2 separate regions of the Mus musculus genome follow, and region 2 is linked to region 1. Evidence: chromatin loops called from intact Hi-C (ENCODE). Cell type or tissue: left cerebral cortex. All regions are shown on one strand. Each heading gives the region's core, and the rest is flanking DNA. Links, peaks and the distances in the headings are about the cores only.

The links. Peaks named below come from ENCODE experiments on the same cell type or tissue, not always from the same donor. Only the 100,000 strongest peaks of a DNase experiment are listed, where the experiment ranks them.
Region 2: it touches region 1 in a loop (3.0-fold over the local background); 10 of 42 quality-filtered maps call a loop at or near these places.

The regions. Positions count from the first base shown.
Region 1 is chr1:153,085,209-153,101,038 of GRCm38, forward strand. It overlaps Nmnat2 (nicotinamide nucleotide adenylyltransferase 2), which reads left to right. Exons shown (of 11, transcript NM_175460.3): 5 at 1,129-1,255; 6 at 3,576-3,656; 7 at 5,289-5,333; 8 at 8,829-8,905. Among named protein-coding and RNA genes, the nearest start is that of Lamc2, 93 kb to the right of the region's middle. In left cerebral cortex, for the core only: CTCF peaks have their summits at 5,090, 7,211 (motif pointing left) and 11,893 (motif pointing left); a DNase peak (open chromatin) is centred at 7,200.
Region 2 is chr1:152,772,931-152,788,760 of GRCm38, forward strand. Arpc5 (actin related protein 2/3 complex, subunit 5) reads left to right here. Exons shown (of 4, transcript NM_026369.2): 4 at 1,330-2,650. The coding sequence ends at 1,392. Among named protein-coding and RNA genes, the nearest start is that of Arpc5, 14 kb to the left of the region's middle. In left cerebral cortex, for the core only: a CTCF peak has its summit at 6,319 (motif pointing right); DNase peaks (open chromatin) are centred at 6,324 and 10,076.

The DNA.
Region 1 (15,830 bases), core at 4,193-12,192:
CAGCCCTGTACGTTCTCCATCACTGAGGGAGCAATGGGCGTGATAACACAGGATGTGGGATAATGTATCTCAAGTCACCATGTGGTTCTGAGGTGTGATGGGCAGGCCTGAGGGGCCTTGAAACACACCCCACACTTCCTGTGACACAATACATCCTGCTGTCTATGGCACTGGTGTCTAGCTGGTTACTGACATGTCTAGCTGGCAGAGGCTGAGGGAGTGATGAGGTCTGTGGTCAGCCTGACCTTTCCCAGGCCTGCAGAGCACCCTCACAGATATGATCTCATGTGAGTCATGACACACAGAGATTACATCAAGTCCTACCAGGTGTCACGGACTTTACACGTACGTGCTCAGGTAATTCTGCCACAGATGAAATGGATTAAGGTAGGCCTGCCTTCCTGAGGTGAGTGGCAGTCCTCTGGCCATGAGATTGGCCTGCCTAACTGGGCTAACTCCTAAGGCAGGAGACTATGGCTGAATTCCACCTACATGTAGATTCCTTTGTTTGTTTTGTTTGTTTTGGTTTTTTTGTTTGTTTGTTTGTTTTGTTTTAACTGCAAGGGATGGCTGAAGATTGTAACCCCAGCACTCAGGAGGCAGAGATAGGTGGATCTCTGAGTTTGAGGCCAGCTTAGTCTATAGAGTGAGTTCCAGAATAGCCAGGGCTACACCAAAAAAAAGAAAAAAAAAAAAAAAAAACCATCTCAAAAAATAAAAAATAAAAAAAGGAAAGTGAAATGTCATCTTCAACTACACAGTTGGAAGTTAGCCTGAGATGCATCAGATGCTGTTTCTTTTAAAAGAAAAAAGGTAACTATAATGTCATACTTGAATTAAAATTAAGGTTCAGGAACAATTAACTGTCTAAGGTCACATAGCTAGGAGGGAACCCTGGACTGGGGAGCAGGGGTATGTGATACCCTCCCAAGCTTATCTTGCTGAGCTACCCTGTTTCCTGCCAGTGTCGACCATGTGGTGCAGCTGCATCTAGAGCCAACCCCAGGACCCTCCCTGAGCTTGAAGCTGACTCCCTCTGCCTGAGATGGTTATCCACCGGGCAATTGGGCCATGAGTCTCAGTGCCCCTGGGCTAAGGACACTGACTAAATGCTTCTCCTCTCCCCAGAGGGTGACCGGCTGCATCCTCTCCAACGTCAACACACCTTCCATGACACCTGTGATCGGACAGCCACAGCATGAGAACACCCAGCCCATTTACCAGAACAGCAATGTGCCCACCAAGCCCACTGCAGGTAAGGGATGCTGGGTAAACTCTTTAGTCTTCAGAATCACCTAGAGGGCCCGCCCAGGATTTGAATTGGTCAGGCTGGAAGGAGGAAGAGGCGTAAGGGAAGGAAAGAGAAGGAAGAATGGAGGAGGGAGGGAAAGAGAAGGAGGCAGAAGAGAAGGGAAAAGGGGGAGGAAGGGGAGGAGAGAGGAGAGAAGAGAATGTGCCTTCTGAAGGATTTAAATATAAATACAAATTGCCTTAAGTAGGGATTTAGTATGTGAAAGGGAACATTTTTCTTTGCCTCTTCTAGGGAGCTCGAGGGTCTCACCCAGGGTCACAGTGAGGAAGTAGCAGAGCCATGAGTCACATTGCATACAAAATGTCCACATTCTTGGCCCACCTCCTCAACAACAAAGAACAAAGCCACCAACACTTTCTTGCACTAGCTTTGTGTGCCTTACGTGCTGTGTGCGCTATTCTTGTGTTCTCACTAAATGCAGTAATTCTGTGACATATATGTTGTCTTTCCTTGGACCAAAAGAACCCAAACAAAGCCCAACCAAACAAAAAACCCAGCCAACCAATCAAATAAACAAAAAGGTACATGCCCTAAAGCAGTGGTTCTCGACCTGTGGGTGGCAACCCTATAGGAGTTGCATATCAGATATCCTGCATATCAGATATTTACATTATAATTCAGAATAGTAACAAAATTACAGTTGTGAAGTAGTAATGACATAATTTAGTGATTGGGAGTCACTACAATATAAAGAACTGTATCAAAGGGTGTCAGCATTAGGAAGGCATTTGAGAGCCACTGCAAGGATTCTCCTAAGTAAATTCCAAGACATGAAGCTGGGTGTAGTGACAGATACCTACATCCTAGAACTTGGGAAGTAGAAACAGAAGGATCAGGACTTTATGACCAGCGTGGGCTGCATGAATTGTTGTTTCGAACAAAACATAACCAAATATAAGTTCTAAGAGACAGATGTCCACTACTTTTCAAACCCAGAGACCACATGCTAATATATGACTGGTCTTTTATAAACATAGTAATTTATAAAGAAGAGCTAGGACTCTCGGTTTGCATGCAGTTATACTGGATACTAAGAAAGTCTGGGAACTTCTCTGCTAAGTAGGATGCCTGACTACTGTGAAGACCATCTCCTTCGCCCAGCAGAGATGATTCCAGGGTGTAGTCTGCCACAGGCTGAGCTTCTTTGAATTTGGGTACTGCTGTCCAGTGGGACTGATTGGCTTGGGACAGATGCATTGAGGAGCTCCTGAGAAATGTATTAGTCACAATGGCTCTCCATTGCTGTGACAACATGCCTGAGAATAATCAACCTTAATTAACAAAGATGTACGTGGCTCAAGTTCCAGAGATTTTAGTCCAGGGTTACCCAGCCATGTTGTTCTGATGCTCTGGAAGCATGCAGCATCATGGGAGTGGGTGGCAGAGGAGGAAGCTCGCTTTGTGATAGCTGTAAACAAAGGAGAGGAAGAGAGGAGGAAGGACACACCCCTAGTGACATAACTTCTTTCCATCAGACCTCACCTCCTACAGCGTCTACCACTTCCCACAGTGTCATCAGGCCACAACACATGGCCTTTGGGGAACATTTAAGATTCAAACCATAACGTTAAGAATTGGAAGAGCAACCCTGGCAGTGGTGGCGCACACCTTTAATCCCAGCACTTGGGAGGCAGAGGCAGGTGGATTTCTGAGTTCGAGGCCAGCCTGGTCTACAGAGTGAGTTCCAGGACAGCCAGGGCTATACAGAAAGACAACAAAAAAAGGAAAGAATTGGAAGAGCAGAGCGGCTTGGATGCCCCTTAAATCGAACCCAACATATGCACATTATGCTCATTAGGATGGAAGAAAATAAATAATACACCAACATGCTAAGCAATAGTTCTCTCTGGAAGTGGGATTGCAGGTGCTGTTCCCTTTTCTCCTTATATATCCCCCTTTCCTCTATTTTCCACTTTTCAACAATGCAGTAAATATGATCAGAGAGTAGACTGCCATGTATGGCTCACAGTGCTTGTACCTTAGACTCAAGAAAGAACTTCTGGCAGTCATTGTTCTGTCCTTCCTTCCTTCCTTCCTTCCTTCCTTCCTTCCTTCCTTCCTTCCTCCCTTCCTTCCTTCCTTCCTTCCTTCCTTCCTTCCTTCCTTCCTTCCTTCTTTCCTTCCTTCCTCTTGCCTTCCACTTTCCAGCCCCACCCTCTCCAGTACACCCCTGTTTACAGTGGCCCCAAAGCTGGGCTGACGTGAGCGTCAGGTGTGAGTGGTTCTTTCCCTCTGTCTCTGTCTGTCTTGTTCTCTCCCATAGCCAAGATCTTGGGAAAGGTGGGAGAAAGCCTCAGCCGGATCTGCTGCGTCCGCCCACCAGTGGAGCGCTTCACTTTTGTAGGTAAGGTGACAAAGGCTGCCTTTCCCCGCTTCATCTTTCTTCTTTCTCACCTCCCTTCATACATCAGCAGGTCGTCCCACCCCCAGAGACTCATATGTTGAATTGTTAATCCCCCACCAAGGACAGTATTAAGAACTAGAGTCTCAGGACTCTAAGATGGATTGCACACACACACACACATACACCAAGAAATAAGCAAACAAACAAGATGTAATTAAAATTGTTTTTAAAGAAAATGCCCCGCAGAGCTAGCTCTCCCTTCCCACCATCTGAGGATGTAAGGAGATGACAGTATCCATGCTGGCTCCTTCATCTTGGGCTTTCAACACCCACAACTTTCAGGAGTAAATTCCTGTTGTTTAGAGGTCATTCCTCCCATGGTATTTGTTGTAATGGCCTGTATGGCCTTGGGCATCCTTTTGTGGAGTGGTCATTTGTAGAGCAGCAGTTGAAAGAGACCAGAGATTGGGCTGGTGAGATGGCTCAGTGGGTAAGAGCACCCGACTGCTCTTCCAAAGGTCCGAAGTTCAAATCCCAGCAACCACATGGTGGCTCACAACCACCCGTAATGAGATCTGATTCCCTCTTCTGGTGTATCTGAAGACAACTACAGTGTACTTACATATAATAAATAAATAAATATTTAAAAAAAAAAAAAAAAAAAAAGAAAGAGACCAGAGACAAGCAGGAATGCCAGGCCTACAGTGTGGAGAGCTGACGGAGCAACAGGGTGTGGTGATCCCCAAAGGCCTTTTGTGCTCCTCTCCCTCCTCCAGCCTGTGCTCATCCCTCACCCCGTGCTCCATAAAATGTGTCTAAAACACCCTGGGTGTCCCCAAGAGTCCTGGATCCTACAGATCTGCTCAGGCAGTGCCTGTCCCTCCAGTGGACACACAGGAGCCATCCCTGGGCTCCCACTATCTTTTTGGTGCTCCTCAAAGACTCAGCTTGGGTGAGAACTTTCCCCTTCTAACTCCGGCTGCCTTCTGCCATTTTGGAGGTTCCAGTTTGGGGCATATTGAGAGGAAACTAAGAGACAGCTGAGGAGGCAGAGGCAGGGACAAGGCGGCTCACCTATAGATTTGTGTGTGCACACGTGTGTACCTTGGGCACCTCCATGCAGACAGTACACACCAGGAACAAGATGCCAGAGGCATGATCCTTCCATATTTTGTGACATCCCACCAAGGAAATGACTCAGCATGCCAAATTTGCTGGTTCTTTAAATCAGGAAGCAACTGGAGTGGGAGGAGGCCACCTCCTGTGACCCCAAATTCTGTGTCCCAGGTTCTGAGGGTACAGTTCTTGAGGGCAGCCTTCCTGGGGTACAGATATAGAAAGCACTCAACGTGACTGTGTCTGTCACTGGTTTCCCCTTGAGATGGTCTAATTATGAAAATCCCAGAAATACAAGGGTCTGCCCAGCTGGGGGCGAGGATGCTTCCTGTCAGTTGATACATCTTTCCTCATCTTACCCCAGCCTCTATCACTGAGGAGGCTCTCAGCTCCCTAATGCTCTTCTCTCTCCCTCTCTCTCTCCCTCTCCCTCTCCCTCTCCCTCTCCCTCTCCCTCTCCCTCTCCCTCTCCCTCTCTCTCCTGTTCATCTGTCCTCTTCCCGTTTATCCCCACAGATGAGAACGCCAACCTGGGCACAGTGATGCGGTATGAGGAGATCGGTGAGTTGAACTCTGACAGTGGGGACTTTTGGAGCCTCTTGCCTCCAGTCACCTGGGAGCAGCAAGTTCAGGAAGGGTGGAGGCTTGAGACCTGGAGTGGGTTTACAGCCAGGTCTACGGTCAGAATGTTCCTTCTGGAGTGTAAGATCATAATCTTACCTAGAGCCTATCGAACATCTCCCCATTAGACTCACTCCCCAGTAGTAGATCAGCCATCAATCTTCCCTTCACAGCCTCCCCTCCCTCATCTAAAAGAATGAAAGTCGAGCATCAGTGAGAGAGACCGTTGGTTTTGCCTACTGATACTGCAGACAAACAAGGCCGCTTCAGGTTTTTCAATGCTTTAAGGAAGAGAAGGAGGCCAGGGTTGGCTGAAAGCCACCATGTGGCTTGCCTGCAGCCTTGGCTGAAGCTAAGGTATCTATCCCACTGTCTGTGTGAGACCCTGGTGCCCAGAGTAGGTAGAAGCTGATTACAAACATCTGTTGGGGGCAGTGGGAGAGAAGGAGCTGACAGCTGGGTAAATCAACAAATCAGCAAGATGAAGCCTTCCCAGGGTTCCAGAGTGAAAGGCAGGTGGGAAACCCAAGTGCCTGCAGCTGGAAAGGCATGGCGGAGGCAGGCAGGAGTGGAGTTGGAGGCCGAAGATGATGAGGAGGGTCAAGTTGGTGGATGTCTAGAAGGAGAGGCAATTTGGTATCCAACCAGATCGGATTTAACTTCTAAAGATGTGTCAGATACCTTGTGGATACTCTTCTGAGGGAGCACTCGGGTTTGGGCTCCTGCTGTGATCTTAAGATGGCTGGTGTGTCTAAGTACCATGATAACCAGCAGATGTGATAACGTTTTGAGATGTAGTCGTGCCTGGGCTATTCCTGTTGCTTTCCTAGAACTATTTGTAAAATGTTGACAACTGGTTACTAATTGGCAGAGGCATTAGTGAGAATGGAGTGCAGTTAGCACACAGTTAGACTTCGTTGAACCAAAGCAACTCAAGAGCCTCACCTCTTATTTACCTTTTAGACTTTAACATCCTTTACACATCAGCTTGTCAGCTCTGAAGTCTCCAGGAGAGTGGGCACCTGGCTTTCTGGCCAATCGCCACAAAGCAAGCAAGTTCTGTAAGCCCAGAGGATCCAAAGGCAAAGCAGCCAGCGCTGAGTTCAAAGCTCTAAGCTCTAAGCTCTAAGCTCTGCATCCCTGCAGTCCCCTGTAGGAACTGTCACCCTGCTGCCTGTCTCAGTCCAGCAGAGCTCAGAACAGTCCTAGGATTTTTCAGTGTAATTTGTCTTTTCCCCGCCCCGAGAGCTTGAATTAGGCTCTGCTGTCTCTGCTGGGGGAAATCCCCTCTGGCTCCCCAGTCTGGCTAGCCTCCTCTGACTGCTTTTGCTTTCTGGAAGGGAAAGGGATCCCCGTGTCTGACAGGGAGGGATAATGAAGAATTCTTGGCTTCTGAAAAGGAGAGCCATGATGCCCCTGCTGACAGACAGACTCCAGGTTCACAGCAATACAGGTGGCAGCTGCCTCCGTGTACCGTGGGAACTGGGATGGGCCACTGGGCTACACATAGCTGGAATTCCTGAGCAGGGAGTGTGGAGGGAGAGTACTGGCCCTGACTGCTGGCCCTGGGTCAAGATGACCAGCGGAGGGAGGCAGACCCAGTGGAGGGCAAAGTGAGTAAGTCCTGCAAGGCCCTGGTACTCACAGGCTCCTTGCACACCACAAGGAAAATCCATCTTTTTTTTTTTTTTCTTTCCTAGCATCAGTGAGCCCATTCTGTTTTCAGCAGTTGGTTGCTTCCCTCATGGCTTTCCCAGTTCAAGGGCTTGTGGACTGGAAATATGGAAATCACTGCTGCCCTCCAGTGGCTTCATGTGGGACCACAGACTCTACCAGGGCCATTACCAATAAGCACATCTGCACTGGTCCCGGGCGTGGGGCGGGGTGGGGTGAGTCAGAGGTTTCACTCTGCCTCTCTGGGCTTTAGCCTATTTTTTTTTTAAGTCTCATATTATTCTTAGGCAAGAGTGTGAGTCCTAGCATAAGAATGGAAATCCCAGTTCAGGGTCTTCAGCCTTGGTGTTGCCAGCATTTAGGGGCAGGCATTGTGTGTTGTGGAGCTGCCCTGGGCACAGTAGGATGCCACTTAGCAGTGTCCAATCCACCAGATGCCAGTGACACAGTTCTCCTCTTCCCAAGCATGACATTCAGACATTGTGAAATCGCCCTTAAACTGTCCGGGGGCTATCTCTCAGGCAGCCCTCTTAGCTCTGCAACCACATCAATTGCTGGCCTAACTACTCACCATGTCTGAGTCCCCTCTGGGTGCCAGTCACTGCCAGGCCCTGGGGGTAGAAAGACAAATTAAGGTTCTGTGCCAAAGAGATAACATAAGCTCTCAGTCTTCATTGTGTTCCCTGAGGGAAGAACCAGAGACAATGAGATAGATGCTGGCTACTTTCTTCTGACAATGAGATAGATGCTGGCTACTTTCTTCTGCCTCAATCCCATCTAGAGACTCTCAGGGGCAAGCTCAACATCTGAAAGCCTTTGCCCAGCCCTGGGGTGTACGTCAGGCAAAGCCCCCGGGCTCTTAGGGACCATGGTAGCAGCCGTGTCTGGAAGACTAGTGGTCAGCTCTGCACAAGCGGTCTCATTGTCTCAGATACAACACGCTGGATAAGGCAGAAACCTGGGCAGCCTAAGATGTGCACTAAGATGTAGGACACTCTGAGGAATGTCAAGAATCTCTAGATTCTTTTCCTGTCACTCAGTTGAATCTCACCATTTGCTACCAATTTTAAATGACAATGAGCCTCAATGGGATAATTCAAATTGGGCTTAATGAGGAGGAGGAAAAAAAAAAAAAAAAAAAAGCAAGACAGGCATGGAGCACCACGGGTAAAGGGGAGGTGGCCCCAGCCTTGCTTCCTGAGCCCTTTGCTGAAGGCTACGTCCTCAGAAAGAGAGCGCACAGTTGATCAACTGGGATACTCCATCTTCACAGTCAGAGGTCTCCCTCCATCCCATCCCTGCCGTGTTAGCACTTGTTGAAGGAGGCCCACTCTAGGTGGAGAGAACACAGAAATAAGTGCCTGTTATCCAGCCCTAGGGAGGCTGAGACAGGAGGGTCCAAGAGTTCAAACCTCAGCTATATAGCAAGTTTGAGGCCAGCCTAGGCTACAGTCTCAGAAAGGAAGGGTGGGAAAAGGAAAGTAACAGTGGGGTGGGGGAGGGGCTCCGAGTCCTTATGCCAACGTATGTAGCTGGCTGCTGTTAGAGAGCCCAGCCATCCTGCGCTAGCCCTGAAGGTGGTGGTGGTGAGGTTGGGTTGGGGGTGCTGAACTATGGATACCCTGGGGTGGTGTTGTCAAGGCGACCTGAGCCCCACAGTTCTAAGAGTGCAGACTTAAGTGTTCTTGAGGGTAGAAAGCTGAGAGCTAGTACCCAGATCCTCCTCTGATGCTGTGTGCCACCTCTGCTCTCCCTCCCCAGAGCTGCGCATCTTGCTGCTGTGTGGTAGTGACCTGCTGGAGTCTTTCTGCATCCCAGGACTCTGGAATGAGGCAGATGTGAGTAGCCATATTCCCAAATCTACAAGCAGCTTGGGGTGGGGGTGGGGGCATGGGGGAGGCATGTTTGATTTTGGCTTCTGTCTCCCCCCAACAGTCACAGACTGGAATCTCTTGCCTCTTCAAAGTTCCCAAGAGGGCAATTCATTCACATGACCATGGAGGAAAGTTCTCACCTACCCCAGCCTTTGTCTCCTCACCCTCCTCCTCATCCTCACCCTGGGGAACCCTGGGAAAAAAGCACTCCGGGTTATAGAATGTCTTGTTCCAAGCGCTGCCTGGGGTGTGCATGCTGAGGTCACTGAGACATGAGGGGAGGGATCAAGAAGAAATTCTGCCCTTCGGAGGTTATAGGTGTGGCTTGTTTTCCTTTGCTGCCTTTGAAGGGATAGTAACTACTATCCCAGTCTCCCCATAGCAAAAGAATGGGGGTCCAGAGGGGGATCTCTGGTTAGAGGCATCCTTTAGATGACCGATTTGACTTAAGGGAAAGAGGCAGTTAAACCTAAGCCACTCAGAAGTTCTGACTCGGATGGCCAGTCCCCTGCTTTCCACACACGCTGTTCTCTCCTGCTGGTTTATTCATTCTCTCTTGGGCTAGATAGCCTGAGCTAAAACCAGCTCCAACCTCATGGCCCTATGCAAATTGCTTTTCTGTTCGTTTTTTTTTAAGAAAGGGTCTTGCTATGTAGCCCTGGCAATCCTCCTGCCTTGGTGCATTGCTGGCATCAACACCAGACTTTATCTTTTGTTTTGTTTTGTTTTTTTAATGAACTTGCTGGGTAACCACGCCAATCGTTCAGCTCCTCTAGTTACCCAATGAGACTCACTTTGCCCATTGTTTGGCATGCCAGTCTGACAGTTGACGAAACAATTGCAAACATCTCACACACACACACACACACACACACACACACACACACACACACACACGGAGCCAGACGTGAAAAGGCAGGTGCCCAAGGTCTCAAAAAGTTAAGGGGCACTTTTGAAATAAGCAGGGTCTAAGGCTTGCAACAGATGATTGCCATGAAGAAAGTGAAGTAGCCTGTAGGTGAGCCATTAGAGCTTTACCTGGGTTATGCTCCGAAAACAGTGACATTAGTGGACCCTAAGGGTGGAGCGTTAGCCATCAAAAGGTCACCCACTGGACACTTGCATAGGTCAGTAGTTCCAACTACCTTCCACAACCTCCAATTCCCCGAAACACAACTTGGGCAACTGCTGTCATGGTGACCGGTCCATCAAGTATTGTCTATAGTAAAGCTGGGGTGGGGGGGAGCACGGCTTCCAGGGAGGGTTTAGGAGGAAGCTTTGCCCTTTGAACTATAGGTGTGGCTTCTTAGGCTTTGCCATCTTTGAAGAGGTAGCCACCACTACCCCAGGCTCCCCTTAGCAAGAGAATAGGGGTGTGTGGGGTTGCAAGCGGGAATCGCAAAGGTAAATGAGATCCTTCCAAATGCAAAGCAAGCCAGGAACAAAAAGCAAGAGGATTTGTTTGAGTTTGCCCTTAGCATCACTCCGGACTCAGGTTTTTAAGATCTGGTATGTTATTGACAGTGGCCTGAGATTTCAAAGAACTTCCTGGTACAGCACCCCCTGATGATGAGCGTTAGGAGACGTGATGTAACATGAAAGGGGACATTTAGAATCAGAATTTAGAGTCCAGTTCTACCCCCAACACATCGTCTGAGTTTCCATTTTCCCATCTTTAAAATGGCCTTAATAATAGTGTTTACCTCACATAGATTTTTGAAGACTCAAATGACACTCTTTAAGTGTATCTTGTTGGCATCAGGACCTCCCAAACCTATGACATCACATAGGCGACAGCACGACCTGCCACCTGCAGACCTATCGCATAATTAACAGGAAACACCACGTGGTTTTTGCCTGTTGTTCTTGAGACAAGGTTGTCTTTGCCCAGGCTGGCTTCAGACTTGCTGTGTGGCTGAGGGTGGCCTTGAACTCCTGATCCTTTTGCCTACATCTCTCCAGTGCTGGGACTAGACTTGTCCCATGATACCTGGTTTGTAACAAATGCTATTAGGAAACTTCAGCTAGCGTGAACCAAGCACCCCGGTGCACCCAGTAGCTATTCCGAGGGAAGGGAGTGCGAGTGTCGTGCGCTGTGGGGGAGGGGCGGCAGAGGAGGACCATTCTGAGAAGTCCTTTCATCTGCGACCCTGGAGCAATTTCCTGCAGGTGAAATTTTAAGCTTCCTTTCTGCTTTGGATTAAGTGGCTTAATCAGCTTTTGCCTTCCACCCTCTACTGGGTGCTGAGAAAGTAAAAAGTCACTGGCAGAGATTTCAGCAAAGCTGAGCGGTTGGGCCCTCCAGGGAGGCAGGAGCAGTCTGGGAATTTAGAAGGCTGAGGTTGGCAGCTGGTGCAGGAGTCTGAAGAGCCACTTGTGTGAGCAGGAAATCCCTGGGGCTATTTACTAAGTGGGACCTGTGGGGGGAGTCTTCTGTAGCCGGAAGTAGGCTACTTGGAGCCTGAAACATATACACAGCCCTGTGCCCCTGATGCCGGGCTCTCCCCTGGTTAGGTCTCTACAGGGTAGATCTCATTTCCTACCTGATGCTTTGGGTCTCTCCCCCACCTCCGGTCCTTCTGGCTCTCCTCAGTCATTGGTGTTGAGCTTTTTAAAGCATTTAGAGCATGGGCTGATTAAGAAACAAAATTTAAGGGGCTGGAGGAAGGGCTCAGCAGTTAAAAGCACTTGGTGTTCTTTCAGACGGCCTCAGTTTGGTCCCCAAAGTCATGGTCTGGCCGCTCACAACCACCTGTAATTCTAGTGGGGGAGGGAGGAAAAAGGAGGGAGAGAGAATGATACAAAGACCAGGATGACACAAACTTTAGGGGGATATGGAGCATGTGTATAAGGGACTCTGGTGACAAAAACATGTGGCACAGAGTCATTTAAGACCTGTGAATCTTGTTCTGGAATGCAGGTGGTTTCTAACACAGGGCATCTGATGCCCCCTTTTGGCCTCCTAGGACACCTGCACTCACATGAAACACATAGAGACAGACAGACAGACAGACACACAAACACAAATAACAAGTAAATGTCACAGTGAAGTCTTTGTTCATTCCAATGTATTCCCTCTGATGATGTGGGGGAGGGGCATGCCACAGTCCTGACCAGTTTGACTTCCTGGATTCCTGAGAGTTGTCGGAGGATTCCTCTCTTAGGGGTGCCATTCTAAAAAAACAAAGGGATACCCCCACCTTGCTTCCAGTCAGTCCCCAGTCTGAGATGGGTAACTTCGGAACATCTTGTGCCCGTCAGGGATGGATAGACCAGCACCAAGGAGGGTAAGCAGATAGCCTCACTCTTCCTGGGACTTAGATGATTTGAGTGCAAAATCCCAAGGCTAAGGAGATAGTGTGGTGCTAGAGAGCTTCGGTGAGGCTCTGGATAGAATCCCCAGCATTGTAAAACAAATGGAAACGAACCAAATCCACAGACTGAGGTTGGAGAAGGAGCTCAGTTGGTAGAGTGCTTGCCTCGTGTGCCCAAAACCATGGGTTCAATCCACAGCACCATATAAACTAATCCCAGGATTGGGAGGTGGGGGTAAGAAGATCAGAGGTTCAAGGTCATCTCTACTACCTAGTGAGTTCAAGGCCAGCTTGTGATGCAAGAAGCCCTATCTGTCTCAAAACAAAGAGGAGGAGGAGGAGGAGGAGGAGGAGGAGGAGGAGGAGAAGGAGAAGGAGAAGGAGAAGAAGAAGAAGAAGAAGAAGAAGAAGAAGAAGAAGAAGAAGAAGAAGAAGAAGAAGAAGAAGAAGAAGATTCAGCTAGAGAGATGTCTCAGACGTTAAGAGCACTGACTGTTCTTCCAGAGGTTCTGAGTTCAATTCCCAGCAACCACATGGTGGCTCATAACCATCTGTAATGGGGTCTGAAGCCCTCTTCTGGTGTGTCTGACAGCTGCAGTGTACTCATATATATATATATAAGATAAATAAATCTTTTTTTTTTTTTAAGTTCAAAATCTGAGCGTCCCACATTCTTAGAACTTCCTGTCTCAGGCTGACAGACAACCTGGATGTCTGGTCATTCCAGAGATCTAGGACATCCATCCTAGTTACTCCTGCATCTATCTTGTCTGGGGCAGTGATGAGAATCCCAGTTCCCTGCAGAAACAGTGGGGCTGGAGTTAATCAGACTAGGCTGCCTCAGCCTACAGCAGACCTACATCCCGATGCCACCCAGCCAATTGCTCTTTCCCAACTCTGCCCAGTTTGTAAGGTTTCTTTGAATCATTGCTCAGAGGTAAAGGGGGAAGCAATAGCTAAAGATACAAGGCTCTGAGCTAAAAGAGTCCCCGTTCAAACAGATCTGGGAAGAAACAGGAGCTTGTTCATAAAGGGGCAGCCTTACTGTGTCAAATGAAACTGTTAACATCTTCTAGAAACTGGCTGAGTGGGCCTGCCCCACAGCAGGACAGCCACAGCCTCTCCTGGTCCATCCTAGCCAGTATCACTTCCTTCAAAGTCCAGAACCAAAACTCTCCATCAAGGACTCCACACCCAGCCCCACAGTTCCCCTGCCGCAGTATCCACTAGGCACAAAGATTTATCAGTCCACAGTGAAATCTGACCTCCTATGACACGACACACCCCGTCCCTTTACATTCCACGGAGAGAAAATTCCGTACATATTCATCAAGTTTCTCTCAAGTGGCGCACAAAAGAGCTGCTGTGTGGCCTCCCGGTTAGCAATTTTGTTCTTGTTTTCTGGGGGGATGGGGGGGGGGGTCAGGGATCAAGATCCAGGCTCCTGGACCAGCCTCGGAGCCCGGCTGGTAAGAAAGGGCTTCTTTTGGCTCACGGGTGAGGGCATTGCAACAGCGGCCTAAGGCGGCTGCTCCCTCTGAATCCACAGTTAGGAAGCAGAGGGACAGGAGTGAATGCTGATGCTCTACTTATCGGCTCTGTTCTATTCAGCCTGGATCCCCAGTTCATGGGATGCTACCACCCACAGTCAGGGTGGCTCTTTTCTCCTCTGTAAACACCCTCCCAGGCAGGCCCAGAGATGTGTCTCCATGGCGATTCGAAATCCCATCAAGTTGACGGCTTCCTTCAAGTACCCTAGACCTTTGTTTTTCTGCATCTGACAGAAACACCTGTGCAGGTATCCAGACGCAGGTCAGGAACTAGATTAATTTGAGGCAGAAGGCTCCTGGATCAGCCAGAGCTGAGACTTTTTTTTTTTTTTTTTTTTTTTTTTTGCTCCTCCCTTAAACAAAACCCAATTTGTGGCGATTTTCGCTCTGCCCACCGAAGCCAGGTGCTTCGTCCATCATCTATCGGAAGGCGGGCAAATTAGCTCTGATTCAAGTGTTCCTCCCTCCAATCGATCTTTCAGCAGTGCCCTTGTGAACGTAAGCATGCGTTTCCCCTCGAGGTTCTTGCAGGCTAAAAATACCCTAGTTACTAGTGCTTACATCGTTGTCCAACACAAAATTAAGCATATAGAAAGTGTGGAAGAGTTTTTGAACCCAGCTGGTAAGATCTCAGCAACGGTTGGATGTTATTTCGGTATTCTCTCATTGCTGTTAAGTCCTGGGAATTTTAGCTTATGGTTTCCTACACACTAGCCGCCAAACTACACCCCTGTCTCCCTTTGATGGTTCCCCTTTAAATTATTTTGTTTTATTTATTATTATATGGCATGCAAGTGTCAGAGCACACAAGAGGAAGTCAGAAGACAACTGTGTGCAGCTGGCTCTCGCTTTCCACCTTTGCTCGTGGGTGCCAGGGATCAAACTCAGGCTGTGTGACAAGCACTTTTACCGGCTGAGCTGGCTTCCCAGACTGTGTTTTTAATTTTAAAGAGAGAGTCTTCCTAATTTTTCTTAACTAATGATCCTCCTGCCTCAGCCTTGTGAGCAGCTAAGATTAAAAGGTGCCTCCCCAGCCTGAGCTCATTCTTTCATTTTGAAATATTTACTGAGCACCTTCTGTGTGACAGCAATTCCGAGTCTACAGCTAGGAGAACAGATAGAAACAAAATATTTGGCTAGTCCTCTTGCTTCCTATTGGGAAAGCCAGACAATTAATGAATCATATTTGGCTGTATCTCACAGATTATCCGATTTAACCCCTATGAGATGGGATCTCTATTCCCATCTTAAAAACATGGAAAGAGGACTGGCAAGGTGGCTCAGTGGGTAAAGGCACTTACTGTCAAGACTAACGGCCTGAGTTCAATCCTCAACTCACGTGGGACAAGGAGAGAACTTCCACATACACAACATAACATGTATACACACACATAACCACATATGTGTGCTTGTGCTCCCGCCCCCCCCCCCCGGACTAAATAAACATAACAATTTAATAATATATACAAAAGGGGGGCTTAAGCAAGTTGAGGCTTGTTCTAGATAGTACAGCTGTTGAATGGTGGAACAGGGTCTCACGTAATTCTTCAGATCCTTTGTCCAGTTAACATGGACCTGCGGAGGAATGACAGACATCCCTCAAAGCAGGCTCAGTGAAGGCACAAGCTGGGCATTGACTCTCGGCCTGGTCCAGGTTAAGCCGTCACAAAGCAAAGAGGTTTTCATGTAGGGAGGAGGCTAGGAAAGACCCAGTAGCGGGCACAAGCCTGAGAGAGGAGATGGCTGATAAGTGAGTTGGTTCTCTTCATTTGGAAAGGCGCTGGCTTTTGATGGAGTGTGCCGAAATCACTGAGTGTAATGATTGCCTGTCTGGGCCATTCTCAGGGTCTCAGCATTTTAAACAAGCAAGAGTTAATGTTTACCTGGAAGGATTAAATACCTAAAGGTGATTTCAGACACCAGAAGTCCGCCAATAGAGACACTCTTTTCTTCCTGAACTTCTCAAAGTCTCACATTCTTTTCATTGGTTGTGCCCTACATGCCTCTAACCAGCCAGTTATGGAC
Region 2 (15,830 bases), core at 2,723-10,722, 310 kb before region 1:
CTACCAAAGAGCTATTTGTGAAAGCCTTCCTTGCAGTATTCCGGTATCGTATCCGTCCTAAGTACAGTGCGCCCTCTCGCTGAACGGAACTTGTGGAGTAATTTGTATGGTCATCTTATTTGGACTCTATTTGCAGGCTCTCTCTATTCTTGCTCACATTTCATTTATTTCTCTTTGACAGAGGTGGGTAGTTTTTCAAGACAGGGGCTCTGTGTGTATCTTGGCTGTCCTGGAATTCACTCTGTAGACCAGGCTTGGCCTTGAACTCAGAGCCATTGCCTTTGTCTCGTGGGGTGCTGGGATTAAAGACGTGCACCACCAACACCCAGATTCAGTACTAGAAGGAGAAACTCACTTTGGTGAGGAGAGCAGCACATATGTTGTCTGGTTTTTCCAGATCTCTCCGGGGTTGACTTTCTGAGTACTCCTCAAGTGCATCTGTACCAGTAGGTCTCTAATGCACACTTTGCGGCATCTCAGAGTGACTGCTATAGTGTCCTAACTGATTTGCACCATTCTGTTTTCTACCCAACTGCTGGAAAGTGATCTAAAATCCAAAGGTATCTTGTCATTCATTGACGACCCATTTATTTCACTCTTCCTTAGGCCTCAGCAGTACCAGCCTTTCCCTGAGTGCACCCCACCCTCACACCTCCACACTGGCTTTTGGTATCTGGCTGTCAGCTTCCCTGACATCTCTTGCTGTCCGGCTAGGCATATGCCCTTACTCTGCTTTTGTAGAACTCGAAGATAGCACACAGCACTTCATACACAATACTGAAATATTCTTCTTGTATAACTGTTAACCAAATAAGTACACCAAAATTTCCAACTGCTAATATTTAATCATGACTCCCAGGTATTCAAGTCAGAGATTCCAAGTTAGAGATCAGCTCTTAGCTCTTAAGTAATACCTTCTTACCATGGGGGGAAATCTGCAAACTGAGTGGAAGTTGGGGTAACTGGTCCCAGCCTCAGGTTCTTCCCAACCTCAGTGAGGGAGGGAGATGGCGAATGTCCTGGGTTTATATTTGAACGTTTTAGTTAGAAACATTGTGCTACAGACATCCTAAACATTCTTTAGACAAGGTGTACTAGAAGAGTGACTAGCGTCTGTTTGGAAGTAAGTTCACAGGGGCTGGAGCCTGAGAGGCTGGTCTTTGTTATGTGTTAAGTCCTAGTAGTAAGACTGTCATCAGCTTTATGCTGAGACCGGCCTGGGCCATAGAGGATGCTCAGGAAGAACTTACCAAGTTAATGAGTTCGGGGTTCTGCCTAACCTTAGACTGACTTCCCTTTGACCTCTTCTGTGTATTTGGTTTGTTTTAGGCCCTTGCTGCTGGAGGAGTGGGGTCCATTGTTCGAGTTTTGACTGCAAGGAAAACCGTGTAGTCCAGCTGGAACTGGACACCGTTCACAGAAGTGGGAGTTGCTGGTATAAAGACCAAAACAACCAAATGGCACCGCTGCCCTGTGGGTAGCATCTGTTTCTCTCAGCTTTGCCTTCTTGCTTCCTTTTTCATATCTGTAAAGAAGAAAATTACATATCAGTTTCCTTTAATGAAAATTGAAATAATGTGGAGAAAATTTTGTCTCAGTGGGGATGTTTGACCCTTTCATAACCATGTCAATAATATGTATCACATTCTGTAATTTATATTCAAGTTTGATTGTGCAATTTCTAACTCTGTTGCCTGGTTTAAGGGTTTTACTTTATTTTTAACCAATACTGAGAGATGTGATCAAAGTTGAGGCCAGTTTCCTAACTCATTGCTGGTCAGGAAGTGATCTTTATTTTTAAAAATGAGAGACTGGCAGCTATTAACATTGCAAAACTGGACCACACTTCCCTTATTTAAGCAAAATGTGTTTCCAGGGCAAGTAGTGGGTGAGCCCTACTACCAGTTTCCAGCCTTCTTTCCGCTTGCCTCCAGATGATGCTATAAGTGTAAGTGTGCTACTTCCTGTTAGCATCCAACTTTCATGGCCTCTCAATCTCTTTGTGGTGACCCAGGGTCCGGAGCAAGGAGTCTTGCTCTATATAAATGTATTTACACAATATAAGCGCCTCTTTGGCACAAACATCCCATTTCCTTCTGGTAATAAGGCTGCCTGGGGAAACAGTCCCAAGTCAGAGACAGGCCTCCAGCAGCCTCTGGATGAAATACTTTCATCAGAAATAAGGTAGCTGCCTTAGCCATTACACAAGTGTTCACTGGAACATTTCCCATGATTTCCCGAGGACGTCTTCAGTGTTCTTCAGGTAATGGGGATCTCAGAAGATTTGGTTCTGATCCAAAGACACAGTCTGTGTTTCAGCTCAGTGTTTTTAAGAAAGAAAAATGCCACATAGTAAAAGAAAAAAAGTGTTTACTTCGTTGGACAAACCAAATTGATTCTCAAAAAATGACCGGTGCTTGTAAAAAGTTATTACAAAGTAGTTCCGAAACCAACCACCTGAATGTGCGTGGCCGAGAGGGAATCAGCCTGCTTGTCTTTCCCTAAGATGCCAACTCCAGAGTCACTGACTGAGGTGAGAACCAGCGCAGAAACTCTATAAACTGCTGTTTTTGATACCTGCTCTTTTTGTTTTGTTCTGTTTTGTAAAATTATGATAAACTTCAGAAAATAAAATGTCAGTGTTGAATAATTTTTTTCTTAATTGAATACTTGTAACTCTCCAGTTAGTTAAGGAGAAGGGCATTCAGTGTAGCTGTCTGTGTGGAAGAGTATGAAGCCACGTGATGAGAGCAGGTAGGGAGAAGAGCCACTAAGGATGCCAGAGCACTGCTGAGGCCTTGGTGTGACTCTATCCCTCTGGGTCTTAGCAGGACGGACCAGTGACCTAGAGGACCAAATTCCTGTAGCTGTCAAAGGCACTCCCAGCTTCCAAGCTCCCCTTGTTACACCTCAGACCTGTTTCTCGCGCCTGCGTGCTCAGCAACTCTGTTTTTCAACTGCCCCTGACTGATTCCTGCTTTCCTCGGGTTAGGACCGTGGCTTAAGTGAAGCTAAGTGGTTCCTATTGGAAGTCGTCAAGCAGTTTAGCACAGCAACCACCTTAGAAACAAGAGGGAGCATGCTTACACTGTTCCCTAAAGTCCCGGGACAAATGGGGATCCATAGTTTAGATCACAGGAATGGATATAGTAAGGTCTTTCAGCCTGGGCTCTGCTAAGTGGATGGTGAAAATGGCCAAGCAGCACAGCCCAGGAACTGAATCAAGGTGGGTGCCTCCTGGAGACAGTGGGCTCAACAAGTGTGTCTGTGGGTCGTGGTAACTAAGACCACCCAGGTGCTTTGGCACACAAGTGCTTCCATGTCGGCCATGTGGGAGCTGGTGTATGTGGAGCCTGAGGTCACTGTCAGGTGTCTTTCAGTTGCATTTCCACCTTATTTTTGAGAGTCACTGAACCTGGAGCTTACCAGTGACTTGACTGACTGGCCAGCAAACGCTGGGGATCCTCTTTCGGCCTCCGTGCTGAGATTACAGACACCACCATGTCTGACCTAGGTTCTAGCTGCCTGAACTTAGGTCTCCTGCTTGTCTCAGCAAACCCTTCGCCTTATCTCAATTTTTAGTCCAGACTGGACTCAAACAGTAGTAGCCCTTCCTCAGCCTGGATTACAGGTATGCGTACCACACCAGGCTTGTTCTCAGCAGGGGTGGGGGGCAGTTGGAAATCTCAAGACTGAGGCAGGCAGATCTTGAGTCTGTGCTAGCTGACAAGAACCTGTCTTAGAAAATCACGGGCTGACAGTATAGCCCACTGGTAGAAGCTAGCCTGTGCAGGGTTCTCATCTCAGTCCCCACACAGCAAAAATGGAAACAAAGAGCAAATGCACTTGCCTTTTAGTTTCTAGGTAGCTGCACCACTTAGGAAATGGTAAGTATGCTGATGGCAGCAGAAATGCATTGGCGCACAGGTAAAAACTCTTAAGTAGAGATTAATCACATAGGGCTGTGTCGGAGGAATGGGATGTAGGTCATGTTGCTTTCACCTGCATTGAGAAGTAAGCCTTGGGTATCTGAAAATCGATGCCTGCAATGTAGCAGGTGAATTTAGCAGTGAGCAACACTCACTGTGAATGAATGCAGTGAGTGGTGGGTAAACAGCAAAAACAGGGTGAGCGAAAAGCAGTGAGTCAGCTCAGTCCTCACTAAGTCACAAGGATGGGAAGGACAGGGGACGGGGTCCAAGTAACATAAACAGAAGAATGAAAAGAAGACAACTCACTCTTGTGGCCTGAGGAGTCTCCTCGGGACTCAAGATGCTAAGGAAGTTACAGAGGCTGGCTTTTGGTTTGGTTTTAGCCAAATATTTGGTCATCAAATCTCACGCTGGGTTTTTTTTTTGTTTTGTTTTAATACAAAAAATGTCCCTGTTGTGGTCCTTTTTTTTTAATAAGAGTTCTTTATTATCATAAGTAAGTACACTGTAGCTGTCGTCAGACACACCAGAGGAGGGCGTCAGATCTCATTACAATGGTTGTGAGCCACCATGTGGTTGTTGGGATTTGAACTCAGGACCTTCAGAAGAGCAGTCAGTGTTCTTAACCACTGAGCCATCTCTTCAGCCCAGGTCTCGTGCCTTTTACATCAGTAAGAAAGAATGGGGAAATTATGTTTTGTCAGGAAAACAAATTAGCAACAAAGAGCTCTTTGTTATATGTGATTCTAGCTGCGGGAGAGAGGGCTCAGTGGTTGGGTGCTTCCTGTACAATCATGAGGCCTGGAGTCTGGATCAAAATATCCAGGAACAAGCCTGGAACCCCCCCCCCAAACGCCAGCAGCTCCAGCTCGAGGGCAGTCAGTGGTCCACACGCACAGGTGTATCTGCCACACATAGACGTGCACATATAAACACAAATGAATACCTTAGTGAGGTGGTGTTCATTCTTGATCTTTTTAAATGGTGAGTTCTGTCTCCCATCGTTGACCTTCAGTGTCTTGTCAGTGAGACACTAGTAGTCCAACATTCGTCTCTGAAGCCCAGAGTTAACACTGATTTTACATGAATATGATGCCAACTCTGTAAAATACAGCAGGGCACTGAAGACATCCCTAGTTTGTGGTAGTGTGACTTAATTTTCAAAGCTAGAATCTCAGTGACAGAGGGAGTGAAATGAATAGCCCACCCCTTCCTGGGAACCCACCTCCAGACCCGAAGCTCAGAAACTCAGTCGGCTAACGTCAGAGCACCCTACACCTGCATCGCTGCAGTTACGTCAGGCTGCTTGGGCGAGGAAGCTGTTACCAGGAGAAGTGGGGACTGAGCTTTCCTCTAGAATCTCCAAACCCTGGGCCTTAGATACTTGTGAGATCAAGCCAGGAGCCTTTTATGAACAAAAGCTGACACCTGAGAAGCCAGAAGAAAGGTTTGAAAAGGTTCTACAACAGTGAGGGACCTGCTCAGCACTAAAAGCATGACTTTAAAGTCTCTAAAAAAAAAAAAAAAAAAAAAAAAAGAACACGTCACAGAGACCCCACCCCCAAAATCACCAAAGAAAACCTTGTGCTGCAGAAACTCAGCCCACTTCCCCTAGTGGAGTCACCCTTACAGGCGTCGTCCTCTAACCCAGATGACAGTTACCTGCAGTGTTCTGTTTGCACAGATGATGTATTTTTAACTAATGAACTGCTATTCCGTTTTGTTACAGTTCCACTTAGCAAGAACCAGGGCAGCACTCTTATGTTACATTAGCCAGACTTAAAAGATTACTGGTTGTCTTAGTTAGGGCTTTACCGCTGCAAACAGACACCATGACCAAGGCAACTCTTATAAGGACAGCATTTAATTGGGGCTGCCTTACAGGTTTAGCCCAGTATCATCTAGGCAGGAGCATGGAGGCATTCAGCCAGCATGGTGCAGTCAGCGCTGAGAATTCTCCATCATCTGAAGGCTGCTAAGCAGATCACTGGCTTCCAGGCAGCTAGGGTGAGGGTCTTAAAGCCCACACCCACAGTGACACACCTACTCCAACAGGGCCACACCTAATTGTGCCACTCCCTGGGCAGAGCATATACAAACCATCACACTGGCCATAACTAGAATTGGGTAACTTTACACTTTTATAAGCAAAATTACCAAAAAGCCCCAAAACGATCAAGAGTGGAAGAGATACACTAAGAACCAAGTTAAACCAGTGCCTTTTAACATTTATAGAGGTGTTCCCTTCTTGGGTCTCGCTTCCCATCTCCCTCCTCATCTCAGCCCTGCATTGCTGGAAGGACTCCAGGTTAGCCAGCTCTGTGCACTCACTCCACTATCTCAAGCTGGGGCCTGGGGAGCCTCTAGGGCCAGTGTGTTCTGCCTATAGGTGGCGCTGCTTCCCACTGTGGACCCAGGGGCAGGCTCCTGGTCCAGCCTCCTTCCTACTTGTTTCCTTGTTCCACGAAAGTTTAGTATAATGAACGCAAGTTCTCTCTCCATCTCCGTACCTCACCTTTCTCTAGAACAATTCCTTAAGTTCCACACAGCATGAAAACGGGCGTGGCATTCCTGTCCAGCTTTCTAGGACGTCCCTTATCTTCCAGGTCTGTTGCTACCCGGAGGTGACTGCCCTTGGAACTTTTTAGTGACTCATGTGACACTGCTAAAGTCACAGTAGCTATATCACCTTTCCTGGACAGACTTAGTCTTTTTCTAATGGTGCCAGCCCAATGCCCTAAATGGGGCTGACTAACGTGCTTCCTTTTGCTTATCTCAAAACCAAATCAAGATTGCAGAAGCAGCCCTAAAGAGTTTCTTCAACTGGTGCTGAGTTAAAGGCCAGGGTCTTTTGTAGCAAATAATCTTACCATTTACCTTTTTATCCATTTATTTTCAACTATAGAATTTGTTCATATGCTAGTAATCCCCCCCCCCCATACACACACACACACACACACACTTACCCTATTAGTCTTCTTGACAAAGAATGTAATTTTTTTTAATGTGCATTGGTGTTTTGCCTGCATGTATGTCTGTGTGGGGGTGCCAGATCCCCTGGAACTGGGTTTACAGACAGCTGTGAGCTGCTATAGGGTCAATTAAGAGCCGGTACTCTTAACCACTGAGCCATCTCCCCAGCCCCAAGAATGTAACCGAGTATAAGCATTCACAGGTAAATACTTTAAGTTCCTCTTTTGCCTGTACAGATACTAGCATCCTGTACCCGTTTCTTACCTGGTTTTCATCACCTATGTATTCCATGAGGACTTCTTAATCATATGAAAAAAATCATTTTAATTGCATAATATTCTTTTGTATAGATACATACCTAGCCTTTTCTCTATTTCCATCTTGGTTGAGGTGGTGTCTCATCTTTTGAATTACATACAGTGTTGTTGTGACATGGTAAACAAGTCAGTTTACATACATTCAAACCTACTAGGAGACTTCTGGAAGCAATGTTTTAGAACCTAGTATAATATCTTGAGAGAGATTGCTGAATTGCCTTCCTCTGAAGTCATACCCATTATACTTACTCTAACAATGGAAAATGCTTGCTTTCCCACTCCGTTTCCTAGCCCGTTGGTCATTAAACATGTTGTATGTGTGTGCATGTACATGTATGTGAAGGTTATGCACGCGCATGTAATGTGGGGAGGACAGAGGTCACCTTTGGATGTCTTCCTCCAGTCTTCCCGTTTTAATGTTTAGACGGAGTTTCTCGCTGAGCCTGGAACTCGCCGTTTCAGTTAGATCCTCTGTGTGTGCCTCCCGACACTCATCACAGGCTTTGCTTTACCACTGAGCCATCTCCACAGCCTGAGAATTCTTAAACCTAAGCTTTTAAAGTTACAGTCACCTATTTCTCCACATAAACGCCTCAAAGGCTTTCTCACTGCTCTTAAACTCCAAGCACGTTGCTGTGACTTAGGTTACCATGTCGTGTCTCTGTCCCAACCTTATTGCTCATCCTCAATCTCTGACTCCAGCCCCGGTAGCTTCCCCTCCGCTCCAGCCCTTCCTTCTCACTACCTATTCACACAACTAAGTCCTTATTCCAGATACTTCCTCGGGAGAACCATCTCCATCCCCATCCGACATGAACAAGTGTCCCTTGTAGCTTTGAATAGCCGTAGCCCTTGTGTAGCCTTGGCATTATTACAATCTACATCCATTTGCACTATTATCTGACCGTTGATACCCTATACTTCTTCATGAAAATGGGCACTGTATTTTTGCGCTCTGTAGCTCGACCAAGCCTACCACTCAGTGTAAGTTAGTTATCTTTTACCAGGCAAGGTTACCAAATCTAGTGACTAAATAGCAAGTATGCTATGTAAATGAGTATTGAATATAAAAATATGTTACCTACCACCATGTAACAAATCACTCCAAAACCCAGTAGCTTACAACAATAATGGCTTCCTCTGACAGTTTTGTGGGTCAGGAATTGGGTAGTGGCTTTCTGAGTATGTCTTTTTTGTTTGTTTGTTTTGTTTTGTTTTGTTTTTTGTTTTTCGAGACAGAGTTTCTCTGTATAGCCCTGGCTGTCCTGGAACTCACTTTATAGACCAGGCTGGCCTCGAACTCAGAATTCCACCTGCCTCTCCCTCCCGAGTGCTGGGATTAAAGGTGTGTACCACCACGCCCAGCTCTGAGTATGTCTTACTTTGAGTTTCTTTCTCATGAGCCTGTAGATGGGTGGCAGTGTGGGCCACACCCAGAAGTTTTGTTGGTTGCTGGACAGCTCTCCCACAGGGACACCTTCACATGGCCGACAGGAGTGGGCCTTCACATGGCCGACAGGAGTGGGCCTTTCCACAGGGCTGCCTGATTGTCCTCACAAGGTGACTGCTGGCTTCCAGCAGCAAAAGGCAGGCAATGTAGTGTCTTTGTGACCCAACATTAGAAGTCCCATGCCATCAAGGCCATGGTTCTCACTGGTCGCCTTGGTCAGCACTGACTCCTTATGGAAGAGGGTTACACAAGAGTGTGAATCTGGGAAATAGGGATGCTTGGAGCCATCGTGGAGGTTGGCTACCACCCGTATCTCCATTCATCACTTCTATATTAAGACCCTGTATGTATGAGACTTGTACACAAGGAAGGTACAGCATTGGTCCCTGGGTCCTCACTACCTTCCTAAAAGGCTTAGTTCCCAACTTAAATCTCAGGCAGTGACAATCATAAGGTGGCCCTCCCATACAGAGAGCATGAAGTTTAATGATTAAGTCACCATGCCTCAGAGTTCAGCCGCATGCCACACGCAAGTTTTCCCACGCATGTGGGAGGGAGGGAGGGAGTAAGGAAGAGAGAGAGAGAGAATTCAAATATTTTTTAAGATTATTTTATGTATATGAGTACACTGTAGCTGTACAGATGGTTTTGAGCCTTCATGTGGTTGTTGGGAATTGAATTTTAGGACCTCTGCTCACTGTGGTCCAAAGATTTATTTATTATTATAGATAAGTACATTGTAGCTGTCTTCAGAGTCACCAGAAGAGAACATGTGAGCTACCATGTGGGATTTGAACTCAGGACCTTCGGAAGAGCAGTCAATGTTCTTACCCGCTGAACCATCTCACCAGAGAATTGAGTTTTGGTTTTGTTTTTTTTTTTTTTGGGGGGGGGGGGGTTGGTTTGGTGGTTTTGGTTTTGGTTTTGGTTTTTTGGTGGTTTTTCGAGACAGGGTTTCTCTGTATAGCCCTGGCTGTCCTGGAACTCACTTTGTAGACCAGGCTGGCCTTGAACTCAGAAATCTGCCTGCCTCTGCCTCCCAAGTGCTGGAGAATTGAGTTTTAAGAGCGGTTTAGGATAACATTTGTTTTCTCTGGTTCCCAGGAGTCAGAGGTTTGGCCCAGCTTAGCTGAGTCCTCTAACTAAGGGATCCTTGGGGTCACAAATACAGAATGGTTGTGGGAGCTGCCTTTTCTCAGGATGCACAAGTGGCAGTTCCACCTGTCTACAGGCTGCTGCCCTAAAGGCTTCTTCGTTCCTTTTGACAATGGCCCACAGGCTGTCCTCTGGGCCACACAGAACTCTCAGTAGTGAAGCTCCCAAGATGGCATCTGGCTTCGTCAAAGAGAGCAAGTGAGGGAAAGCTAACTGGAAGCAAAGTGTGGGCTTCTGTCAGCTAAACTTGGAAGTGACATCCCCACACTTCTGGAGTCTCTCTCTTTGAAGCAAGGCACATGTCCAGCCCACAGCCATCAGGAAGAAACTCTACAGTATGGGCATCAGGAGGCAGGGGTTCCCAGGGATCAAGGCTGCCCACCATCTCTGCACAGCACCCTGTGGCAAAGAGCACCCCTCTACTCTATAGAGACCTCCATTTTCCATCCAGCTCCATTTTGGAACCACTGAGTCATCTCCCAGCCCCAACGTTACATTTTTAATGCACAAGTGGAAACCATTGAGAAAATTCCATGGGCAAAAGTGCTTGCCATTAACATTGGTTGTGAAGAGCTCCTAGGGCTGCTTGGCAGGAACTTGACATTGGGCCAGGACAGGGAAGTAAGTTGAGGCAGGAATCTGATTTTAGGCTAGAACAAAGAAGTAGGCTTCCAGCAAGAATATGACTTTGGGTTGGGACAGGGAAATAGACTCTGATATCTTGGTCATCCTGATAAGCCCTTAGAAAAGGTGATCAGAGGAGTGATTTCGGGACTTTGTTTATTGCCTTGCTCGGTCCTCGACTATTGGTGTTTATTGTCTTGCTTGTTCCTCAACCTAGAACTGACCTTATTACTTGCATGTAATTAAAATGGTACAAAAGCAGATTGGTGAAAAATAAACCCGCCTCAGCCTCAGACCTGGCTGGGGTCAGGCTACAATGTTGTCTAATTGTCTCTTTTCTTTTTACTCCTCGCTCCTGCCTGGAGAACCTGTTGACTGAGTGAGCTGGCTTGGTCACTTGACGAGCTGAATTCAATCCCCAGAACCTACCCACATGGTAAAAAGAGAGACTGAAGTTCTATACGTTGTCCTCCAATCTCCACATGAGGAACACCCACACCCACACACAAATCAATGTAATAAAAACGTGCATGTGCTGTTTGTATTTTGTAACCATTCTTCATATTCCTGCAGAGAAGTAGGAAGCTGTCATTTTCCCCCAGAGAACTATCATGGTAGAACCAGCTAACAAAAGACTCTAAAGACTTTTAAACCCCAAAGCCATCGTCTTTATATAACAATTAATGTATACCTTCCTGTTGCTGGAGGATGGGGGAGAATGCCACAACCAAAAACAACTTAAGAGTTTATTTTGGCTTGTCCTAAAGGCTAGCTATCTGTCATAGCAGGGAAGGCATGGTAGCAGAACCACGAAGCTCAGCTCTCATCTCAACCAAACACAGGAAGCAGAGAGTGTGAACTGGAAGCAGCCAAGACTAGAAATTCTCAAAGCCAGCCCCCAGTGACAAATTAACTCCAGTAAGGCTCCACGTCCTAGAAGTTCCGTAACCTATGCATACAGTGCCACCAACTGGAGCCTGAAAGTTCAAATGCATTGTGGGGAAGAGGGATTACTTCTCATTCAGATCCTCACGATATGACAGGGACGTCTATGGAGAGGTCTTCCTCATTCTCCAGTGCAATCTCCTCTTCCAGCCTCACTCCTGCCCTGCCTGTCCTGCCCGACCCTCCCTGCCCCGCCCCCACCTGAGAATTTAGATAGAAGTTGGACCTGACCACCTTACCCCCATTTCCAGAACCCTCTTAACAACCTGAGTGCAGTGGCAGGCATCTGTAATCCCAACATTGCTACAGCAAAGGTGGAAAGTACAAACAGCAGACTTCCCCAGAAGCTTGTGTGCCCCCTATCCTGGTGAAAAATAAACAAGAAAAAGAAACAAGACAGACTGCCTCAACAAGGTGGAGAGAGAGAACTGACTCCCAAGAGTTATTCTGACCTCAATGTGCTCTATGGCACACGCGCGCGCACACACACACAACACACACAAGCACACACGATAACGAGAGAGAATTTGTATTTGTACGTGTGTGTACATGTGTGTATGCATGTGTGTGTGTGTGTGTGTGTGTGTGCGCTCCTGAGCAGGGCTCTCAGGAGTGGCCTAAAAACCATCCCTGTTCCAGAGTAATCAACTTCTGAAGTGGAAATTTCTGGTTTCTTTGGAGACTCAGTTGTGTCACGGGATTTTTTTCTGGAAACTGTCTTATCATTAGAGAACGTTTTTTGCTGAAGTGAACACAAGAGAAGGTGTTTTGCTGAGAACGGGCACATGGTGCTTTTCTGGAAGCAGCCTGGAAAAGAGGGCATGTGATATTTTGCTAGAGTGGATGCTTGAGAGTTTGGAAAGGGTATAAATATAACCCAACAGACAGTGGATGATGCTGTGTGGTATTGGTATGCCTTACCATTCCTTGCTGGGCATCTTTTGTGGTGACCTCACAGAGGGAAACACCACCAGAGAAGCTCTGATGTTATCCCGGCAGCTTCTTGCCATTTCTGTGAACTCACACTGATTGGTGGAGCTTCAAGGTGTCTTCTGGATGGAGCTGCCGTTGCTGATTCTCGTGAACTGAGCTGCTGATGTCCTGACAAGGAAGAGTGGATTTGCTCCAAAGAACTATTTCTAAACAGCTCCACATCCTCCTTTGCTCTAGTACCTTTCCTTCCCACTACCTCTGGTGGGAGGTGGGCTAGGAAGGAGGTGAACGCGTTTAAGAACCCTTATTAAAAGTAGGTTTTGAGGGCTGGAGAGATGGCTCAGCAGTTAAGAGCACTGACTGCTCTTCTGAAGGACTTGAGTTCAAATCCCAGCAACTACATGGTGGCTCACAACCATCCTTAATGAGATCTGATGCCCTTTTCTGGTGTGTCTGAAGACAGCTACAATGTACATATAATAAATAAATAAATCTTTTTAAAAAATAGGTTTTGAAAAATCTAAGCCTACAAGCTTCAAATAAGAAAATGACAGACTCTGGGGAAAAAGTTGGTCGACTTCAGAGCAGAGCAAACTGATTGGGTGTAGACAGGAAGTTCTGGGGATTCCTAGATTGATTTATTGATTTAAGAAACATTTTGTGCCTCCAGGAGAGAGAACTTAAAAGAAAGAGTTTGGAAGAATGGGGATTTTTATTTTTGGCATTTCTGCATTAGTTCCAAACTACATGCATACCATGCACAGATACACACACACACACACACACACACACACACACACACACACACACACACAGTCCTCTGAACCATGTGCTTTTGTTTTATGTCACCCTCATTGTGAAGACATAGTTTCGTGCCCAAAAATCAAAGCTGTGTCCTAATGGGTAAAAGAAGAGGAAAGAAGAGCCACCATCTGTGGCCAGCCCCAGCTCTCAGGAGATGGGTGACCATCTTGTCTACAGTTGAGTTCCCCTACACCCGAGTCGCGAGTGGATGCTTCACAGCACCTGTGCCCAGGTTGCCAGGCAACATTAGGAAACTCCAGGACCACAGGTCTGCTCCACCCCTGTCTTCTGCATCCCCGAATCGGACACACGGGGCAACCAAGAGTAGGAGGATCATGGATAGCAGCCCAGTTGCTTAATAGACACTGCCTGGTGGCTTCAATGTCTCAAACAACAGGAGGGGATGTGAATAAAGGTTTCCCAAAACCTGGACCCACCACAGACACCTCAGCCCCCAGTCTGCTTCCCCGGAAGTGGTGATATTTTCTTGTCCCAAATCCCAACTACCCTTTCACCCCACTGAAAGGACCAGGCACAAGACACACCAAGACCAAGTTCTCAGCACAGCAGAGATCCACTTGCTCCAGAGGGACAAAGGGCAGGGAATAAGAGACAAAGCAAGAGACAGGATGAGGAAGAGAACAAGAAGGAGAGGGAAAGGATTATTTGCCCTAGGGGACAAAAACTCCCTCTGGATAGAGGTTTTCCCTTTATAAACTGCCATTGGCCCAAAGGGAAAACCCTCTTAGGATGAGTTGGTTTGCTTTGATTGGGCATGTTAATTAAGTGAGCCAAAGGGGAATTTTGATTGCTGGACTGCAATACTCTGATAGCTGAACCATAATAGTCATCCTTAGGATGAGGAAGTGTCCAAATAAGGGAATAGACCTTGGGGGCTAGCTTAGGAATGTAATTCAACAGTTTAACAAGGGAGAATGAATGAGGGAAGGGCAAGGCCTGTCAGAGCCACATTTGCCAAGTTAGGGCCTGCTGGAGCCCTTCACCCACCCCACACCTACTTAGTGGGGAGTGTGTGTTCAGTTCTATCTATCAAGCTGCAATATGTTCCCCACCCACTGTTTACAAACAGCCAGTGGACCTAAGATCCTTCGCTGGGCAGAGGAAGTATGGGGCAACCAGCTGAAGTGTGGAAACCCAGTTGAATGCTCAAGAGGGGTTGAGAAAGAGCATCTAAAAGCAAGCATGGCCATAGGCACCGGTCAGATACGGCTGCAGAGGTTATAAATCCTACCTAATGTAGTCGAATGAAGCTCTGCCTCCTGTGCACTGTACAGTTTCCCAGCTTCCAAAAGGCACAGAAAACTTGGACAGCTGCTGATGCGCTGAGAGACAGTAGAAAGGGATCAATCTTTTGGTTCACTGAAGTTGGTGCATCACCACATCCGGCCTACTCTTGAGTGTATTTCTGCACAATCTTTTAAAATGAAGCATAAACCATTCATAGCCGTTCATAGCTTCTGGAAGTGGGATCCAGCACAAACCTGGACCCAGATGGTTTTACCTGGTCATGTCAAGTCACGTGTGACAATGGGTAGCCCAGCAGGGCATCGTTCAGTCTAGCAAGTCATGTATGTCACTCATAAGTTTCCTCAGGGCTAGGATCCTGCCCTAACCTTTGCTCCTGAAACCACTCAAGCTTGTAAACTGACTGCTTGAGGCTGTAACAAAAAGGGGGTGGGATGGGAAGGTAGGGGTGGGGTGAGATGGGGAGGCAGGGATGGGGAGGTAGGAGTGGGAGAGGTGTCCACTTGGTCCCCAGTTCCTTTACTCAGTTAAAACAACAGCAAGCAGGCCAATAGCAAGGGCAGGCTTGGCCAGAACATGGTTCCTGTGTGCTTTACAAGACAGTTAATTCAGAGGTACCTCACTGTGACATTCTGCCTGAGTGGAAGGGAAAGCTGGATCTCCAGTTGCTCAAATCAAAGCATGAGCATTAGATGTAAAAACCAAACAAAGCCAAAACCGCAGCGGAGAGCAGCTTTGTTAGTCATTTGCCTGGATGCGCGTACAAAGACTCTGTTTGCTAGAGCGGCTTTATGGCCAGTTACACAAGATTCATTCCATTCCTCAGAACTATTAACCTTGGGGACAAACAGGACCCTCTGTAAAAACGGCATTTCCTGGTAGTGACTAGAGCAGGACCATTCCTGGACTCTAGGAGTCCAGCCCCTGCTGTGTTCCAACTACTGGTACCCAGGCCTTTGCACAAAGAATCAGAAGCCAGAGTGAGCACTTATCTGAGAACAGTGGGCAGCAGCAGATGGGAGAGATGTGTCCCGAAGGGACCAGAGAGTCACCTGCTTTCTGCTGAAGCAGAGAGAATCTGAGAATCTGAGTTTGTTCCAAGAGGCTTTGGCCTCTGACCTCTGACCTCTGTGGAGCTTTGTTTGCAGATTCCAGGATAATCAGGGGAGGGAGGAGGAACCTAACCCTAATCCCAGCAGCAAGGATAAACTGTCCCACTACCTCTGTGTCTGCCACAGTGCCCCAGCCCAAACCAAGGAAGAGTTCTGAAACCTTTCAAGTGGCCCTGTGGGCCTGGAGAAGGTACCTGGGCTCAGCGACGGGCCTAACCAGAGAGCTGGAGTTACAATCCCTGTTTTCTTCGATTAAAACTGTGTAAGGCAGGGACTGGAGAGATGGCTTAATGTTTAAGAGCACTGGCTGCTCTTCCAG